Linked DNA regions of Homo sapiens: all the other regions are linked to region 1. Evidence: chromatin loops called from intact Hi-C (ENCODE). Cell type or tissue: OCI-LY7. All regions are shown on one strand. Region 1 overlaps LOC107984569 (a long non-coding RNA gene). Region 2 overlaps LINC00598 (long intergenic non-protein coding RNA 598). Region 3 has its middle 6.4 kb from the start of MRPS31. Region 4 overlaps FOXO1 (forkhead box O1).

Region 1 (5,000 bases):
GTGTCTTCTCCAAAACTCTCATGTTGGAACTTCAACCCCAATGTTATGATATTCAAAGGTAGGGCTTTTCGGAGGTGATTAAGTCATGAGTATAGAGACCTCATGAATGAGATTAGCAATCTTACAAAAGTGCTGAAGGGAACTAGCTAGGGTTTTTTTGTTGTTTGTTTGTTTGTTTGTTTGTTTGTTTTTAACCCTTTCACCTTCCACCATGTGAGGACACAGTATTTTTTCCCTCCAGAGGACGCAGTAACAAGGCACCATCTTAGAAGCAGTGACCGAGCCCTCACCAGACACTGAGCCCACTGGCACCTTTATTGGACTTCCAAGGCTCCAAAACTGTGAAAATTACCCAGTCTTAGGTATTTTGTCACAGCAGCATAAACAGACTAAGACGCTTTCCTCACTCATAGGCCAGGTAAGGCTTGGGTGTAATATCTCAGTACACAGTCTCATCCTAGCTAACAGCCAGACTATGACAAGTGGGCAGGAACCAGGCCACACGTCGATAATGATGTGTTATGGTTTTAAGATTATGGTGCTTCTCATCTGACTTTTCTATTTATGATAAGAAATGTAAGACGTTGATAGATGATAATTCAAATTTAAAGTAAAAATGTCTTACTATTGCCCTTTTAAACTTCCAGAACAGTTAAGGGCATTTAGAGATTGCAAACTGAGTTTTTTTTTTTTCTTTTAAAAACTACTTTTTGCAACTAGTTCTCAGAGTGAATCAGAATATTCTCAATAGTATATAATTAGAAATATATATAAATATATACATATATATAAAATGGAAGTTGGGTTTGTCACACATATGCCCAAAATGTTGTATTAATTAATACTTCTTTATTGATCTTATTGATTCATTCTGTAACCGTCATAAATTTGAACTTACAAACTAAATGTCTGTTAACAAAATGCTGCTTTTATTTTTTTTTCATATGCTGGAGTTTTCCATGAGATTTTGTTGGGGAAAAATATATGTAATGCTGAAGAAGTTTGAACACCGTGGAGCAAACCTAAGGATTTAGCTGCACAGGCAAGGGCCTTCCAGCACTGGCCCCGCCTGCCTCTTCAGCCTCAACTCCCCTCTCAGAACCCCTTACACCCTGAGGAGCAAAATCACCAGCTCTCCCTCCATCTGAGCCTTTGTTTAAACATGTTGCATCCTCCTCTGGAATGCACTCCCCCTCCTCACCTCCCATGCACCCCCTTGAACGTCACCCCTAGGAAGCCATCCTGACCTCTCCAGGGATAGGGTCTGTGTTCCCACGTAAATGCTCCTCCAGCACTTCCCACCATTGATGTAAATTTTGCTTGCATGTCTGAGTTCCTAGATGGGAAGGGCAGTCGCTTATTGATATTTATTTACACAGCGGCTATTCATTACCTGGCTCATAATATGTGCTTAATAAATGTGAATTGAATGAACAAATGAATAATTTAAATAACAACCAGGATTTAGTCCTTAATGGATTTGAGCTTCTATATTTCTAAAATGCTCATGGCTGACACTGAATGCATACTAAGTATCAGGAACTGCCCTATTTCTACGAATTTCTTCTTTAATCCTCAAAAACAGTTCTATGAGGTAGGTAGTACAATTATCATGCTAATTTTTCAGATGAGGAAAATGAAGTACAATGAGGTGATATGACTTGAGCAAGTTCCCCAGCTAGTAAAAGGCACAGAGACACTTGACTCTAAGGAGTCCACCATTGTCCTCTACGGGATGCACCGTACTGCTTACACAGAGAAGCCTACATGCAATAGGCCTTCCTTTCCTCTTTCCATTCTATTTACTTGCTTCTTCTTTTTTTTTTTTTTTTTTTTTTTTTTTAGATGGAGTCTCACTCTGTTGCCCAGGCTGGACTGCAGTGGTGTGATCTTGGCTCACTACAGCCTCCGCCTCCCGGATTCAAGCGATTCTCCTGCCTCAGCCTCCTGGGTAGCTGGGACTACAGGCACGCGCCACCATGCCCAGCTAATTTTTGTATTTTTAGTAGAGACCGGTTTTCACCATGTTGGCCAGGATGGTTTCGATCTCCTGATGGGTTTGAAAGTTATGCATGTTAGAATTATGCCTAAGATAAGCATTAACAAGATTCTGAGATGGCATTCTTTGAGTAAAGCATAAACTTTAGAACATGTCTTCTCCTTTAGCAGGACTGGGGCCTTGTTTCTTTTTGCCCTGGTTTTTGTCTACCTAGGTTGGGCTCTGGACACTGAGGGGTCATGGTAGTCCTCAGTCTTCCCTGACTCACCGCTGGGTGGCAGTACACCACACTTCCTTTATTCCTGCTCTTTTATGCGTGCGTGTAGAAGTGGGAGCTCTGCTTTAGGGACCACTCTCCAATTCTCAATCTCCTCTTTTGCTTTTGATGTAAATTATCTCTTACACTTTTAGGTAATAGCAAATATTGTTTGTGTCTGTTTTTATGCACTCGTTTAGAATGACATGGAGCTTTGCCAAAGTCAAACGAAGCACATTTCATTAGACCATTTTCATGGGGAGGTTTTTCTTACACAAAATTATCTACAATTAAAAATGCAGAGAGATTTTCCCCGTGTGGCACAGCTTTTTAAAAGACAGAGTCAAAACCTTTATCGAAAAAGCAATTTATAATGCCAGTAATTTTCTACCTCTGTCCTGCTATTATCAAGGACAGCAGTTTTAAAAGAACTGGCTCTGGTCTCTCTGCTCAGCCTGTCGTGCTCACGTAATGGCTTGTCTGTAACTTCAGCCCATTGCCATGGAAGTCATTATGCCACACGCCCAGAAGGGTGATTTTCTACAGCATCAAAGAGGAAGCAACTGGGTTCAAAATGAAAAACAATCTCTATACATGTGAGAGAAAGAAGCATGATGAGGTGGGAAGGACCCAGAGAACACGATTTTATGTGAAAGAGTGCTATGAATGCAAGTTTTCAAATAGAATATTATCAGAACAAGACAATAATAGTTGAAGTGAATAAAATAATTTTCCTAATGGCCTGTTCCTTCTCTCAAATTTTCTACCATAACACATGGTTAGAAGGTCCCAAATAAATGGCCCTTTACAGCTTCTCTGACATTTCTGGTAGCAAACATTCCAAGTGAATAATTTTATTTCTTTCATAAAATCCTGGAAGGGAATCACAAAGCTGCCTGGCTTTAGATGAGGTCTGGGTCATCTCGTCCATACCTCTGCCTTCAGGAAGGTTCAAACTTACTTTCCTAAGCAGATCAGACTCTACACTGGGAGATACCATGAGCTACTTTTTCTGAGGCCAGGGGCAAAGTTCTCTCAGTGTACTGAGTCAAATATTTTGTTAAGGAAGGAACTTGGGATCTGGAGTCAGGGGATTCCAGTGCAAGCCTGGGCTCCAGGGTTTGCCCACCCTGCAAACGTGGACAAGTCACGTGACATCCTTGTGTTCAGGTTGCCTCATCTTCAAAACCGGAAATAATAACCTACATCACAGGGTTGCTCCAGTGGTCAAGTGAGACAATGGATGTGAAAGGGCTTTGTCAACTGGAAAGTGCTCTTCAAATGTCACTTATTATTATTGTTCTGCTCAGTCCATTCATTTTTCTCTGCATGAGTTGAAGAGTACAGTCCTTTACCATTAATCTGCTCCCATGGAGAAGATGTTGGCTTCTACCTGCGTGCACTGGCACCACCAGCCTCCGCAGCCTGGGAAGGAGGTGTAATCTGAGGAGGAAGGAGGAGTGTGAGACCCATGTGTACAGCAGCAACTTCCTGCCTCCCTCCCAGACAACCTGGATCTGTGCACTTGTGGCAACTCAGTAGGGGTCTAGTGTTAGAATTGTGGGGTGAGGGACAGGAGATCTGGATTCTGTCACTATCTGACCGTATGACTTTGGGTTATTTCTTCACTTATTTAGTAACTCATTCAAAATAAATAGTGATTAGAGACACAGGGTCTTGAGCCAGGCAGTCTGAGTTCAAATCTTGATTTCCCCCAATGACTTGAGAGGTGATCTTAGGATAAATACAAACACAAGCCAGTACTTACTGAGCAATCATGTATGCAGCACTGTTCCAAAGGCATGATAGATATTAACTCAGATGATCTGTGCAACAACCCTATGAAATTATCTCAGTTATTACTCCCATATTACAGATTATGAAACTGAGGCCAAAGTGCTTCAGTAACTTGCCCAGGGTCACTCTGCTAGCAAGTGGCAATCTTGCACACCCATCACAATTATGCTGAACTCCTTAAAGAAATGTGCCAATATATGTGAGTACTCAGAGCGGTGTCTGCTACACGGTAAACACTCCATGTTAGCTATAATTTGTTGTTTATTAAGGACTCATTATGTGTCAGTAACTTTGCTAGGTGCAAGGAAGATGCACGAGCCTCCAGCCCCACCCCTTAAAGATCACAGACATTTTTATTTCTTATGGTTCTGGGGATCAAATCAAAAAGGCAATGTATAAAGATGGAGGTGTGCTTTTGAAGGTGAAAAGAAAATACATTTGGAAAGCAGAGTTATCATGACTTTATTTTATCAGAATATGACATAATGTCCAAGTAATAAGAAAAACTTAATTCAAGAGATGCCTTATAACAACCTTCTGGTTGGAATACACATCACCTGGTGCTGTGGCAAGTGTCTAGAACCTGCTCTGTTGGCCAAAATACCATTTTGATTTGTAGTTCTTAGATTTGTAGTGTCCTATTGACTCCAGCTCTGCTGTCATAACTCTATGCTTGGTTATTTTTCTCCAGAGTAGGACACTTAGTGCAATATGAAATGTCTCTTTTCCAAGACTTCCTGACCATTCACCAAACTATTGGTGAACTCTTTTAATCACCCAATCAACATATATTTGTTGAACACATACTATTTGCAAACCCTATTCTAAGGGCTAAATTTGCTGATGCTTTCCTGAATTTGTATCTATAGTTCTGGATTAATTCTGCTGTAATTTTTGTATTACAAGGATCACAGAACAAATGCAACAGGAATTCATTCTTCCTTGTAT
Region 2 (5,000 bases), 380 kb after region 1:
GGTATTTCTCTATATATTCTCAGACAGTTCCTTTCTTACATTTCTAGAACCTTGTGCTTTAAAATGTTAGAATGTGCTATAGATCTTAGAATGTCTTAGAGATCTTGGAAGGCCTATATATCTTGTTAAAAGATACTTGAATTGGGTGGCCACTTTCCTGATTCCCTGAGGACAAACCCAGTTCACAGCACCCATCACAGAATTAACTGACGTGAACACAGCCCCTCATATTTTCCACTTCTACTGAGAACCATGAAGTTGAACCCAAGTGGGTGCCTGGTGTATCATTTAGGGCCAGTTTCATGAAAGTAAAAAACATATGCCAAGAAAGGGGCTGTGCTGTTCCTGGTTGAAGGAGTAGGATAAGCAAGGGACCTAGTGCTGCAGTCAGGGTAGGCCTTTTGTCTCTTTGTCGGCCTCTGGTTATCTGGTGACTTCCAATGATGTGCTTGCAGGGGAAGGGTGAGCAGGGACTGTTTATGGAAGGTGGCACAGCCCAGGGAGTCTCACACATTTGCATAGATGTACCCCAAGCAGAGGGAACTGTCCACAGTAAATGCTGTGTGAATGCTGTCACTTGGAAAGGAGGGACTTCAAACCAAGTAGCTGCCGTAGGACCATGTTCACGTTCAAAGATGGTTTTAGAACCAGCTGAAAATTTTGCTTTTGGCACCCTCAGTGAGAGCACGTTTAAATAATCTCTCATTAGTTGAAGCCTGAAACCATCAGGAAAAAAGCAGATTTTTGATAAAAATCCAATAATTAAACCTTGACACAGGCTCAGAAATTCCCAGGCCCAAGCCCTCTGTGTTTTATAACATTATTTCACGATGTGAAAGATACCATCTGAATAAATGCCTTCTGCTTCTACACTTTAACTTTTTGTCACTGATAAGTTCATTCAAAAAGCACAACAACTCTCTAAAGGTTGACTCTAATAATAAATGGATCTCTTTTCTCTTATCTCTTCTCCCCGTGTAATTGTGTGCTTCATTCTCGAGCTGTCTTCAACATGAATAACTCTACTTACTTCAGCAAAGGTCCCCAAACATCACTCCAGGAGGCTGGAGAAAGGTCATAAGTACCCTTCATTCCCAGACACTAATTTTTCTTTTCTTTCATATTAAAGAAAAAAAAAATCCCAGCTCGGGATTGTTCAGCCTCCAGATAAGAAGAAAAAAAGTGACTATTCATTACACATATCTAAATTTGGACTATAAATTTAATAATTGTAATGTTGTTTTTATTTTTAAGCTTTTTCTTGTCTGGGTCTAAATCCTAGGAGTGAGTTTGATATTTCAAATCCCTCAATTTCTAAAATCTCTACTGTCTTATTCCAAATCAAGTGTTCAAGTTAATTATATCCCCTAGCTCCCATTAAACAGGAGAAATTCTTCAGAGAGAGTGTTATTTGAATAAAACTTCTTGGAATTGTTTAGTTGGAAGTATTGTCCTGGGCCCCGTGAGAAGAGGCACATGCATGTTAGGAAATGTGGCTGTCCAGAGCTTATGTAATTATTCAGTAATCTGTATACCACATTACCAAAATGCCATATCTGCCTCAAAGGCTAACATGTGAAAGTTTAATCAGCACAGAAAATGGACTTTAAAAATTTCAACATAGATTCTGAGCAAGGTGAAGGGGACTGTGAAGACAGTGAATTCTAGATTCCTTCAACACTCCCATATGGGAAATCGAGTGGGATGGAGAAGACCTCATTTCAAAAGGAACGTTGTACATTTACTCACTGTTAAATATAAGGGCAGTTACTTCTATTCAAACTCAACAAAAGTTAAGTGTTTCTTGCCTTTAATCAATGAAATATATAAAAATAGAGATTTAGAGTTGCAGAACTTCAAGTGACAGAGACCACGGGGCATTGAGTTCAGAAGCCACTTCTGGGCCAGACGTCCCATCCCAGTGTCCCTGGGTGTGACCCCTGCTCTTCTGTGTAAATCCCTCCGGGAAAGATGACCTGACTCCACACTTGGACCCAGCCTGGCCCAGTGTGGGCATCACCTCTGGCCAGGAGAAGACTTAAGTGGTATAAACGGGGTGAGGGGCTCATCATAGAAGCTGTGGGGCAGGCCATGTGCAGTGGCTCACACCTGTAATCCCAGATTACAGGCTCATGAGGGCTGGTTACGTTTTCACTGATCCTGTTTAGACTTTGAGGAGAAAGGCATGCTTCACCAAGCACTACCTTGTGAGCAGCTGGGGGGAAGCCCTGACAAGTCTCACTTCCTTCCAGCAACAACTCTCCCACATTGTTCTCGCCATTGTCTACGCTTCCCCGTTGTTAGTCATTCTGTGAGTCAAGAGCTGGCCTCGGCCAGCTGCAGGCACGCTTGGCTGCCCCGCTGCATGAGGGGCCAATGTCACTCCCTCCCGGGCTCTACGAGGCCAGGTCTGCAGCCAGCAAGCCACAAGGGACCTCCCGAGCCACCTGTTATTGTGACCATGCGTGGCCCAGTTTGTTTTGATTAGAGCGTTCCAAAGAGGAAATAAAGCCTATATTTATATTTTTATTTTAAAAAGGCAGGGCCACTTGGGAGGCCAAGGCTGGTGGATCACCTGAGGTCAGGAGTTTGAGACCAGCCTGGCCATCATGGTGAAACCCCGTCTCTACTAAAAATAAAATAAAAAATTAGCCGGGCATGGTGGTGGGTGCCTGTAATCCCAGCTACTGGGGAGGCTTAAGCAGGAGAATCACTTGAACCCAGAAACTGAGGTTGCAGTGAGCCAAGATCACGCCACTGCACTCCAGCCTGGGTGACAGAACAAAACTCCGTCTCAGAAAAAAAAAAAAAGAGAAAGAAAGAAAGAAAGAAAGAAAGAAAGAAAGAAAGAAAGAAAGAAAGAAAGAAAGAAAGAAAGAAAGAAAAAAGGTAGGGCCACTTGCCCAGTGCCCTCTTGAATATTTGGAATTCACAGACCTCTTCCTCAAACCCATGGAGATTTGCATGAAGAGCACTTTGCCCATAGTAATGTGATCTCCCAGTTAAGGGAGGCAAAATATTGAGTTGGTTGGCAGCTTTTCCCAAGTTCCTCCATCAGCTGGGAGGGAATGATCTAAGAGGAACAGTGGGTAATTCAAATACCTTAGGGTATTCTACATAATGGAAGAGAAGAGAAAAACCAAACAAACTTTTGTGAGCACATGTAACACAGACATTCCAGGGCATTCATGAGTGGTGACGTTATGGGTTGAAGTGTGTCCCCGCCAAAAACATATGCTGGATGGAGTACTATCTCCCAGTACCTCAGAATGTGATCTTATTTGGAGATAAGATCTTTACAGAGGAAATCATTAGGGTAGGACCTAGTCCAATATGACCAGTGTCCTTATAAAAAAGGGAAATTTGGAAACACAGGGAGAACATCCTGTGAAGATGAGGGCAGAGATCTACAAGCCAAGAAATGCCAAAAATTGCAGCAAATCCCCAGGAGCTGGGAAAGAGGCATGGAACCGATTCTTCCTCACAGCCCTTAGAAGAAACCAACCCTGGCAGGGTGTGGTGGCTCATGCCTGTAATCCTAGCACTTTGGGAGGCTGAGGTGGGTGAAGCACTTGAGGTCAGGAGTTCAAGAGCAGCCTGGCCCACATGGTGGAACCCCGTCTCTACTAAAAATACAAAAATTAGTCAGGTGTGGTGGTGCATACCTGTAATCCCAGCTACTTGGGAGGCTGAGGCAGGAGAATCAGTTGAACCCAGGAGAAAGAGGTTGCAGGGAGCCAAAATCATGCCACTGCCCTCCAGCCTGGGCAACTGAGTGACAGAGTGACTTGATGAAGTGAGACTCCGTCAAGAAAGAGAAAGAAGAAGAAGACAGAAAGAAAGAAAGAAAGAAAGAAAGAAAGAAAGAAAGAAAGAAAGAAAGAAAGAAAGGAGAAAGAGAGAAAGAAAAAGAGAGAGAAAGAAAGAAAAGAAAGAGAGAAAGAAAGAAAGGAAGAAAGAAAGGAAAGAAAGAAAGAAAGAGAAAGAAAGAAAGAAAGAAAGAAAAAGAAAGAAAGAAAAAGGGAGAAAGAAGGGAGGGAGGGAGGGAAGAAGTAAGGGAGCGAGGGAGGGAAGAAGTAAGGAAGGAAGGAAGGAAAGAAGAAAGGAAGGAAGGAACCCTGCCGACACCTTCATCCTGGACTTCCAGCCTCCAGAACTGTGGAACAATCAATTTCCAGAGGGATACATTCCAAGAACTCCAGTGGATACCTAAAACTGCAGCTAGTACCACACCCTATAGATACTATGTTTTTCCTGTACATACATATCTATAAAGTTTAGTTTATTAATTACATGCAGTAAGAGATTAACAACAATATCAATAAAATAGAACAATATACTGTAATAAAAGTTATCGTGCACTGTGGCTGTAATTTTTGCAGTTCAAGGGGAGACACGAAAACTAGCTTGAATTTCTTTTTCCATCTTTATCGTTTCACAAATAGAAGATTGGTTCTTACCATAGATCTTAGCAACCTCAGCATACTATTTGTTTCTTTCCTTATTAAGTCAAGAACTTTCACCTTTTCACTTAAAGGAATCACCTTACGGCTTCCCTTTGGCAGATCAGGGCCATTATTAAGTAAAATAAGGGTGACTTGAACACAAGCACTGTGATACTGCCAGGCTATCTGATAACAGAGCCAGCCTCTAAGCGTCTCACAGGCAGGTAGTGCCTACAGCTTGGATTCACAAGACAAAGGGAGGATTCGGTCCCAGGCTGGATGGGGTGAGACAGCAAGATATTTATTTCATCATGCTACTGAGAGTAGCACATGATTTAAAACTTATTGTTTATTTCTGGAATTTCCCTATTAATATTTTCAGACCACAGTTGACCATGGGTAGCTGAAACTGAAGAAAGCAAAGCCATGGATAAGGGGGGTCGACTGTACTTTGTTACTGCAGCCCTAGCAAATGAATAGAGGTGATGTCAGTACATTCAGTCCACATAGATTCCTGGAACAGTCTGCCTCGTTATTTGAGGTTTCTCCCAATCC
Region 3 (5,000 bases), 710 kb after region 1:
AATGTATCCCAGATTCATTTCTAAGCTTAATTACTATACTAATTCTTAGAAACACTTTAAAGCTAGTAAATAATACGTCTTGGAAAGATCTAAGTGAGTAAATAATACATCTAGAAAGATTCAGAACAATTTAAACTATTCTACCAATCTGCATAAACTAGCCACTAGTTCATGCTAGTGGGTCACAAAAGGGTAAAAACAATGAGCCCCTTCTCCCAAGTGGCAGGATGGCAGAACACGAATGTCATAGCACAAGTGAGGTTTACAGGCTCTGTGGCTACTTTGCTTGTGCAGTAAGATGTATCATATTCTGCTGTTTGTTTTATGCCATTTTCCATCATACTTAGTCTATGCACTTGATAGGCAATCAAATGTAATTGATTCTATTAATTGCTTTTCAGTCACTAGAATTGCCCATATATGTAACTTCATTTCCCAATGAATATGTCTATAAATCTGTATATTTTATGTCCAAAGTAATCCTTTTCCCTAAAATCAACTCTGAATTAACTTTCAATGCCTCTGTGTAAAAATGCATGTAAGACTTTTTCCAATAAAATCAGGAGGCAGCATAAACATGCCCAATATGGTAATGAGAATAATAATACCACTAACTGCCATCGTTGCATACTAAACCATTTACATTCTTATCTCATTTAATTTTCTCATTGACATCAGAATTATCCAACAAGATCAGTCCGATGTCACAGCAGATGTATGAAACCCTGTAGCAAGGAGTCCAGGAATGGTCAATATTTGAAAATCCAACTAGCCAGGTCAGCAATGGCCCCAGTCTTCTGAGGTTTGCTCTTTGTGAAATAAGCCTGCAGAATAAACCCAGTTGTCCAGCAGTTTCAGCTACCTACTTCAATTTACTTGTGGCTCCACTAGCAAAAGTATTAACGGATTATGAACATCTTTCCAAAGGCGGTGTACTAGCTGAAGTCACAAAAAGAAGGAGAAAATGAGGCTGGATGGGCTCACTGGGGACGTAACTCATCATGAGGCTTCCTGATTTGGGTGATGGATGATGTGTGTGGTACTACACTGGATGTGGTATTTCCCATCTTTTTTCCTAGGTGGATTAAGAGCTTTTTTGTCTCTGCATCTTCCAAGTTGAGACTTTTTTTCTTTCTTTCTGGAACACACATATATATACATATCTCCAGCTGGTCTATCTTAAAAACCAGATCGAACTACAGTATCAAACACAGCCTAAAACAACATTTTAAGAGGCTGAGGCAAGTGGATTGCTTGAGCCCAGGAGTTAGAGACCAGCTGGGCAACATGGGGAAACCCCATCTCCACGAAACATACCAAAAAAAGTTAGCTGGGTATGGTGGCGTGCACTTGCAGTCGTAACTACTTGGGAGGCTGAGGTGGGAGGATTGCTTGCACCCAGGAGGCGGAGGCTGCAGTGAGTTGTGATCATATCACTGCACTCGGGCCTGGGTGACAGAGCAAGATCCTGTCTCGAAAAAAAAAAAAAAGCAATAGATGAACATGCATGCATGTTTATATAATATATAGATAGATGATATTAGTGTAAATGTATAACATTGTGTGAAAAATGTAGCTTTAGTCCCCTTGGAATACACAGATGAGTATGACTTGCTCCCTGCTTCAAGGGGCTGCTGATCCAGCAGGGATCACAGATGTGGAGCAGGTAATAGAACAAGATATGTAATGCAACAGGTGCCTGGGCTGTGGGGGCCCAGAGAGGTTGCACCCAGATGGATGAGTCTCCTAGAGCCCATTACCTCCTTCACAAGGTCTTTAGTGCCCAAAACCGAAGGACAAAGTAAGGGGGAGGGGCACGGAGAGGCCCGCAGCAGCAGAACTTACGGGAGATGGGACGGAAGAGGAAGTGGTTGCGTGCCCTTCAAATTAGATTGTCTAGATACTTGTCTTTCCCCTCTACGTAAGATGACTCATTCTTAGTATATTCATGTTTAAAGTTGCTTTGGATTTTAAGTGCATGGAAGACCAGGATCATGTCACACTAATGTGTATGGCACAGCATATGACATAGAACTATGCTGAAACTGTGCTTAGCACATAATTTTTGGAGATGACAGAGATATGACCAGGCAGAACTGTCCTCAGGTCAATTTCTAAAGTACATCAAAGTACTCTGGTTCCCCCCGCCCATCCTCTTGACTTCTTGTACTCATTCTCTCCTGTCCCTTGGCCTGTCTCTATGTTGCCTTTTAGCTTCTCAGAGCCTCCTTGCTTTGGGTCTCACCCAGGCCTGACACCCTTGCCAAGACCTCTCTATATTAGCCTTTCGTCCCCTCTCCTACCTGCCAAACTTCTCTGTCATCTGTCCACCAGGGGGAGGGCTATATTATTCAACTAACACTAATGTACGAAAACCCACATTGCTAGCTTATTGTACTAACTATCTCAAGAAAATTTAATTTTTAAAAGAGGTGCTTGCAAATTTCAATAAGCAAAGGCTTCGTCTGAGATTATTTTCTTTTTGCATTCCTGGCCCTCTCAAGTTATGCCTTCGGGAAACTGCTTCTCTAAGGGCTAACCCAAGCTGGCCCTTAGATGTATTTGTTATGTTCAAGTGCCCTCTGGAGGCAAAAACAGTCTCCTATTAGATAAAAGACAGGTCTGCCAAACACCCACAAATGATTGGTCCCTGTGCTGTGGGGTCCATTCATTCCTTTCCATCTTTCTTTGTGCAGGTCTAGCACAGCCCTGCCTCCGGGCCTTCAGCTTAGGCACGGAATCTTCTTTGGCCTGGAATAGCCATTCTAAAGACTGTCCCACGATTGGTTCCTTCACATCATCCACTTTAGCTCAGCAGGGCTTTCTCAGGAGTGCACCACATCTAGCCAAGCCAACCTTCCCACTCTGTCATGTCATGCTGTTTCCTTGTCTTCCTGCATGCAGCACTATCTGAAATAATCTTCCATTCATTCAACACATTCCTTGAGTGCCTGATCATATGCCCTGTCTTATGCAGTTGAGATAGATCAAGGTACAAATACAACACGTTCTCTATCCTAGTGGAATTTACAGGCCTTGTGAATTACATGGTTTCCTTTTTCATCATCAGCCTCCCGGCTAGAATGTAAGCTCTGGGAGAGCAGGGACCTCTGTCAGCCTTGTTCACTACTTTATCCCAAGAGCCTAGAACTGTGACTGGTACATCCTTCATGGTCAATCAATATTTGTGGAATGAATAAACAAATGTTTATATTAGCCAGGCACAATGGCTGTAGCAAGAGGATACCTTGATGCCAGGAGTTCAACACCAGCCTGAGCAACATAGCAAGACTCCCATCTCTAAAAAAAATTGATTTTTAAGTTTATATTTTCTATCAGGATACACAACTAACATTTTAAACTTCTTTTGCCGTGACAAAGTTAATTCATTCCATTATCACAACTATAAAAAATGAGGCAAATTATATACATCATTATTATTCAAATGATCAGTAACAACAATAGTTAGCATTTGTTGACCACTTACTAAGTACTAGAGGCTATAAGTGCTTTATATGTATTGTCTCATCTTCACAAATTTTTCTGAGGCAAGTAACACCATTCTCCCTTTTTTTTTTTTTTTTTTTTAAGACGGAGTCTGACTCTTTTGCCCAGGTTGGAGGGCAGTGGCACAATCTCGGCTCACTGCAACCTCGACCTCCTGGGTTCAAGCGATTCTTCTGCCTCAGCCTCCAGAGTAGCTGGTACTATAGGTGTGCGCCACCACACCCGGCTAATTTTTTTTTGTATTTTTAGTAGAGACGGGGGTTTCACCATATTGGCCAGGCTGGTCTCGTACTCCTGACCTCAAGAGATCCACCTGCCTCAGCCTCCCAAAGTGCTGGGATTACAGGTGTGAGCCATTGCATCCGGCCCATTCTTCTCTTTTTAAGATGAGAAATTTGAGGCTTACAGGAGCTTCTTACCATCGCAAAGTCATCAGGTGGGAGAGCCAGCTTTTGGGGACTGGTCAGTCGACCCAGAGTCCATGCTGTCAACCTCCACCACACAGCCACGTTCACATCATGATGTCTGCATCACTCAGCAGCTCCCTCTACCATCTTCTAAAGAAACTCTACACTCTCTTAGCAGGGCCTGTGAGACCCCACGAGATCAGCCCCACCTCCTTTGCTAGTCTCCTTCCTGTTACTTCTCCTCCTACCCTGACCAGAGCCCCTGTAGCTCCCGGACACGGGACATGGTCATGGCTTCCCCACCTCCTTGCAATCTTATGGTGTGTTCCCTCCTTCTGCCCTGCCTAACTCCTCCTCCTGCTTCAAGGCTCAGCTCTTGCCCCCTCCAGACCCTTTCCTGGTGCTCTGGGTGCCCATGCACTGCTGCTCCCAGCTCCTTGTGCCTGGCTCTGTGATTCTTAGTGAATGGAATGAGGTGTGGCTTTTCATCTCCAAATTTCCAGTGCTTAATTGGAACAGAGAGGTTGGCAAAATACTTTGAATGATGGTGCATTTGGGAGTTGGCCATGTTTTACAACTTTAGGCACAGTGACGAAAAGAATACTATTGTAAATAAGAGGGTTAGGGCTGGGCACAGTGGCTCATACCTGTAATCTCAGCACTTTGGGAGGCTGAGATGGGAGGATCATTTGAGGCCAGGAGTTCGAGACCGGCCTGGTCAACAAAATGAGGACCCCCCCCCCTTCTCTACAAACAAACACACCAACAAAATAATTTAAAAATTGGCCAGGTGTGGTGGCACATGCCTATAGTTTCAGCTACTTAGGAGGCTGAGGCAGGAGGATCATTTGAACCTGAGAGCTCGAGGCTGCAGTGAGCTATGATCAAGCCACTGCACTCCAGCCTGGGCAAGAGAGCGAGACCTTGTCTCTAGAAATAAATTAATTAATAAAATAAAATAAGAAGGTTAGAATGTGGCCCATGGAAGTCCTCAAAGGTGCAATCACATGAAGCTGAGAAGCAGCGGCATGGAGCAGGGAGTACTTAGAGCGTCACCTGGCAGAACCTGATCTTTCCTCTTATTCC
Region 4 (5,000 bases), 520 kb after region 1:
AGAGAGACCTTGCTCACCCATCTCAAAACTGCCCCCACTCACCTACCTAGTCAGTACCTGAAATGTAAATATTATTTGGGGCTGGGCATGGTGGCTCACACCTGTAATCCTAGCACTTTGGGAGGTCAAGGTAGGCATATGGCTTGAGCCCAGGAGTTCAAGACCAGCCTGGGCAACATGGAGAAATTCTATCTCCACAAAAAATGCAAAAAAAAAAAAAAAAAAAAAAAAAAAAAAAAGCCAGATGCAGTGGCACGTGTCTATAGTCCTAGCTATTCAGGAGGCTGAGGTAGGAGGATCACCTGAGCCCGGGTAGGTTGAGGCTGCAGTGAGCTGTGATTGTGCCACTGCACTCCAGCCAGGGGGGCAAAGTGAGACCCCATCTCAAACAAACATTATATATATATTTGGATATTATTTGGATGAATCTACAGAGACAATAAGATTTCTTGTCCTGCTATTAATCAGCCCAATAACCAAGCACATAAATTCCCCTTTCCTGAAGGCAACCGAATAAGCGAGTAGTTATCCCTCCAGTCTAATGGTCCGACTCTTCTAGGAAGCTTCGGATGTTATGATTCACTAGGTATGAAGCGCAGCTTGGCAATCTATTAAAGCAGTCATGGTACTGGAGCCAGGTTTGGGAACACCTGAACTACTTTCATGTGTAAGATTCTTTTCAGTTCTACTATTCTAAGAAAATAAGGTAACTATGTTATTCCAGGTAGATTCTGATTTAACAAGAGGAAGATGAAGTCCCAGAATATTCTTAACAAGTATCTTATATGACAGGCAAGTATGAGAAACACTATGTTAGTGGTACTTTTGGTCATTAACACCAAATAATAAAAGGCAATTCATTAGATATTTATGAAAGGATGTCTAAAAAACACAACTGTAATCTTACGGATAAAAAGCCAGTTGGTTCTGGGATCAAATTTTAAGTCATCATTGTTTTTCAGAAAGAAAAACAGAAGCAAGAGTTAAGAGAATAAGGAATGTCAACCTCACCTTGCAATTTCCTGGAATTTTCCTCCCCCGCTTTCCCCTTTAGTATGTAAGTATTTCCTCTGCGCGCGCGCACACACACACACACACACACACACACACAGCCAACTTCACAATGGAGTTTTGAAAAGATTACTGCTCCATATGCCAACAGGCAAGTCAGGGACTCAGTGGAAAGGACACTATTCCAGAGCACAGCCTTCTCCCAGCCAGATCACACCAGCTTCAGCTGTTCCAGCTCTGCAGAGAAAGGGTAATCACTTCTTATCAAACATTGATAACACCTAAAATTCCTTTACAGTTCTGACTTCAGGGTGGAAGTGCAATTCGTATTTGCCCTGAAGACATGAAAAGTGGAATGCGCTTTCATGAGATGAAAGCTTCTGCGGAAATAATTGATTCAGGTGAGCCCTACTCAGGTTAATCTCAAAAGAAAGAAGCAAGAAACCTCATCCAGGAAAGTGGACCCAGCAGCTGCCCATTTTCAAGGGTTGTATACAAAAGCTAAACGACAAGATGTCCAGATGGATGAAAAACCCTATCCTAGCTAGTCTGTGCCAGCAAGACTTAAAAAACAAACGGTGTCTTTTGGGTCTGTTTGATTTAGTACGTAAGTTTAACTAGTTCCATGTTTGAGACCAATCCAGAGAGGGGCTACTTAAAAACTGGCTCAGCCCAAATCATTGTGTGTTCAAGTGACTGACCTGTGAACTCCCTCCTCATTTCCCATATATGGCCAATTCTCCATATATGGATTCATCTACCTGTTTCCCCTAACTTCAAGGCTGCTGCCATGACACAAAGGTCTTGAAAGAATGTGGGAAAGCCCTCAGGCTAAAACTCTGGATCACAATCCATAAAATAGTGAAACCAATTGAGAGGATTGTGGCTAGCATTTCTGTAAATAATAACAAAACAGTCTTACATAAATGGCTAAGCACAGTACTATTTTGTAAAACTCTTCTATCATTGTGTGCATATGTGCACTGAGTCATACTGTAAAATGGATTTCTCACTATGCATCAAGATGGGAAGAAACTGAGAAAGCCACAGAAACAGAAGGAAACATACTACTTCCTACAGGATATGCTTTCTCTCTCTAAGAAGGGCTTAATAACAAAAGCCCAATAAAATGGTGGCACAGTCCCATCCCCGGGTTTCCAGGGAGACCCCAATCCCATCAAGAACACCTACTCCTCACAGGCAACAGAGGCACCCCCTTGTGAAGCTGTTCAGCAGCCTGCACAGAAGATATGACTCTTGCAGTCTGGAATAAAAGGCACCAAATGGGAAATAGTGTGTAGGGATAAAAGGTACCAAATGGGAAATAGTGTGTAGTATCAGTTTTGACAATTTTTGTAACCAAGTAACTTTTGAGCAAGTTACTCATTTCTCATTTGCTTATCAACAGAATGATCATGGAATGCTAAACCTCTACAGGGTGCAATCTTAAGGAAATGTTACTACTTAAACCTTTTACCTGCACAAGACTGCCCCTCTGTCTTTCCTCTCTGATGGGTACGGAAGTTACTGACATGCAAAGTCAGCACAAGGGAACCGTGGCTCAGGCAAACGAGGAAAAATGAATTTAGATTATGTTTACAGCCAAGGAAAGGAGACACGTTGAACAATCCTCTACTGGAAACATTGCTAAAGTGTTTTTAAACTGAAGATTATACCACCACTTAAGATATTTTTTGTCTGCTATTTTACCCAGCATATTACAAAACTGCATCTAGGACTGAAATAGCAGATTGCCTCAAGAGCAAATGACAATATTTGTACCAGAAATGTTGGCAACCAGCAGCACAGATGGGTTTCTGCACAGCAATCTTCAAACTGGGACTCCAAGAATAACTCCACCTACTGCACCAATGTTAAATTGCTGAATCCAAAGTCAGAAGGGCTCATTATTCCATATTTTTCCACCACCTTCTTCCCAAAGGCACGTGTACCTGCCTGACCTCCTCTGCCTGAGAAGGGCTCAGAACAAAGTAAAAAAAAAAAAAAAAAAAGTGGGAGTGGGCAGGGCGGAGCAGGAGACCACAATAAGAAGCAAATACGAACAGATAGTGAAAGATTGATTATCCGTGAAAGGAAGGAAAACAAAAATGACTGGAAAGTCCAGATAAGCCAAACAGCTATTTACATGACTAGTTTTAAACTTCCCCTTCAAATACAAATAAGAAAAAATAAAGATTTATCTTAATTTCATCTCCTCTCCAAGGCTGGGTACCCTTGCTTGAGGAGTCAAATAAAAACTTATTTTTGCTAAAAGACTCAAGGACAGAGAGAGAAGCTGCCATTAACCATGTTGATTACTAGGATGGCCCCAAAGACAGTCCATCTATACCTAAAGCACGGCTCAAGTGCTTGGAGAAAATCTTTGTTGCTTCTTCCACATCTGCTCTTCCTGCCTGCCAACTGAGATGCACTGTTCTCCCTCCATTCCTCTGCATTTCTACCGAATGGTCTGGAAAGCCAAATGAAACGGAAGTCTTCACTTAATGAGACATTAATTATGAAGTCCATCCAACTAAAGTGCTGTCTTCAGTGTTCACAGTAGCCTCTCCCCACCTTTTAAAAGGGCCAGAGGGTTGATGGTGGTAATGGGTCTCTGCCTCTGTGCCACCCTAGGTTGACTTCCAGGGGTAAACTTTAAGGCCTTTCATGTGAAAGAGAGTCAATGCACTAACATTTTCGGGCTAGAACGGCACTTTTCAAATTGCATAACACAGAGTACAGAGCACTACTGCATTATGCTCCATATCCTCACATCTGCTATGGTGCGGGAGGAAGCCCAGGATAGAAAGGATTCAATTCAATTAACAGAACCTTGGGAGTTCAGGCAAGCAGAATCCTACATTTAAATAAATGCCCATTTAACCCTAAAGAAACTGAGTAGAGGAGGATTAGGGAGTGCTCATCTTCCACCTTTCCTCTCCAACAATCAAGGTGTTCCTTGCTCAGGCTCTACTTACAATTCCCTGAACTGCACAGTCAGGAAGTTTGAGTGTATCTGCACAAGACTTCTCTAGCTTCATTACCAAACCTTGAGTCACCTGAATCCGAACAGGCCAACTGATGTTTTAAGTGGAACAAAATTCCCTGCCTACCTTTTCTTTTTCCATTTATTGGGCTAAAAAGGTAGTGAAAATGTGGGCGGTTAAACCCTCCATAACCATCACTAACAGAAGCAAACAAATGTTCACAGAATCCCAAAGTCCAGGAACAAATTATATTTAAGTTTTCACCCTTAAACTGAGTTTAAGATTTTGGGGGGGACATTTACTCCAAGCCAAAAAGTTATCCTAAGAAGACCCCTCACTTACAGGGGCTGGGAAGCACTATGATTATTTTCCTGTTATCCATCTAATCTCAACCCACCCCGGCAGAGGCCCCAGCCTAATGAACAACCCTCAACCAAATCTTCCTGAAAGAATTCAGAATGAGCAACTATGGAGGTCTCCTTGGTAGAATAAAGGGCCTGTCCCTCATAAAGACAACATAAAAAGAGTCAAGGACACAAGTGATTTAAAAGTGTCACTGATTGACCAGGAGTGATGACTCACTCCTGTAATCCCAGCACTTTGGGAGGCCGAGGTGGGCAGATTGCTGGAAGTCAGGAGTTCAAGACCAGCCTGGCCAACATGGTAAAACCCCATCTCTATTAAAAATGCAAAAATTAGCCAGGCATAGTGGTGCATGCCTGTAATCCCGGCTACTTTGGAGGCTGAGGCACAAGAATCACTTGAATCCAGCAGGCAGAGGTTGCAGTGAGCCTGAGATCGAACGACTGCATTCCAGCCTGGGCGACAGAGCGAGACTCTGTCTAAAAAAAAATAAATAAGTAAATAAATGAAAGTGTCACTGATGCCAACTGTCCATAAGACAGTCAAGGCAGACCATCAAGAAATGGCTGCAAGAATATTCTACATTCAAAGACATCTCAAAAGTAACTATCTATTCACATAAACAGTTTAATACAACTC

What was found. A loop is a pair of places that touch in the nucleus more often than their neighbours do. Peaks named below come from ENCODE experiments on the same cell type or tissue, not always from the same donor. Only the 100,000 strongest peaks of a DNase experiment are listed, where the experiment ranks them.
Region 2: a loop joins it to region 1, with 5 times the contacts of the local background. A loop is called at or near these places in 11 of 110 quality-filtered maps.
Region 3: it touches region 1 in a loop (7-fold over the local background); 12 of 110 quality-filtered maps call a loop at or near these places.
Region 4: a loop joins it to region 1, with 3 times the contacts of the local background. A loop is called at or near these places in 6 of 110 quality-filtered maps.

The regions. Positions count from the first base shown.
Region 1 is chr13:40,067,109-40,072,108 of GRCh38, forward strand. LOC107984569 (a long non-coding RNA gene) reads right to left here. Exons shown (of 3, transcript XR_001749970.1): 3 at 3,577-3,698. Among named protein-coding and RNA genes, the nearest start is that of LINC00332, 110 kb to the right of the region's middle. In OCI-LY7, CTCF peaks have their summits at 2,284 (motif pointing right) and 2,495; DNase peaks (open chromatin) are centred at 2,283 and 3,433.
Region 2 is chr13:40,443,408-40,448,407 of GRCh38, forward strand. The region is part of intron 6 of LINC00598 (long intergenic non-protein coding RNA 598); the gene reads right to left. Among named protein-coding and RNA genes, the nearest start is that of LINC00598, 35 kb to the right of the region's middle. RefSeq lists enhancers at 2,144-2,443, 2,253-2,858. In OCI-LY7, no CTCF peak of the experiment used is centred here; a DNase peak (open chromatin) is centred at 2,324; H3K27ac peaks cover 3,085 bases.
Region 3 is chr13:40,775,052-40,780,051 of GRCh38, forward strand. No RefSeq gene overlaps it. Among named protein-coding and RNA genes, the nearest start is that of MRPS31, 6.4 kb to the left of the region's middle. RefSeq lists an enhancer at 2,196-2,245. In OCI-LY7, CTCF peaks have their summits at 2,478, 2,696 and 4,062; DNase peaks (open chromatin) are centred at 1,860, 2,330 and 2,590; H3K4me3 peaks cover 1,111 bases; H3K27ac peaks cover 1,810 bases.
Region 4 is chr13:40,584,263-40,589,262 of GRCh38, forward strand. The region is part of intron 1 of FOXO1 (forkhead box O1); the gene reads right to left. Among named protein-coding and RNA genes, the nearest start is that of FOXO1, 80 kb to the right of the region's middle. In OCI-LY7, CTCF peaks have their summits at 2,864 and 3,082; a DNase peak (open chromatin) is centred at 2,805; H3K4me3 peaks cover 3,002 bases; H3K27ac peaks cover 3,173 bases.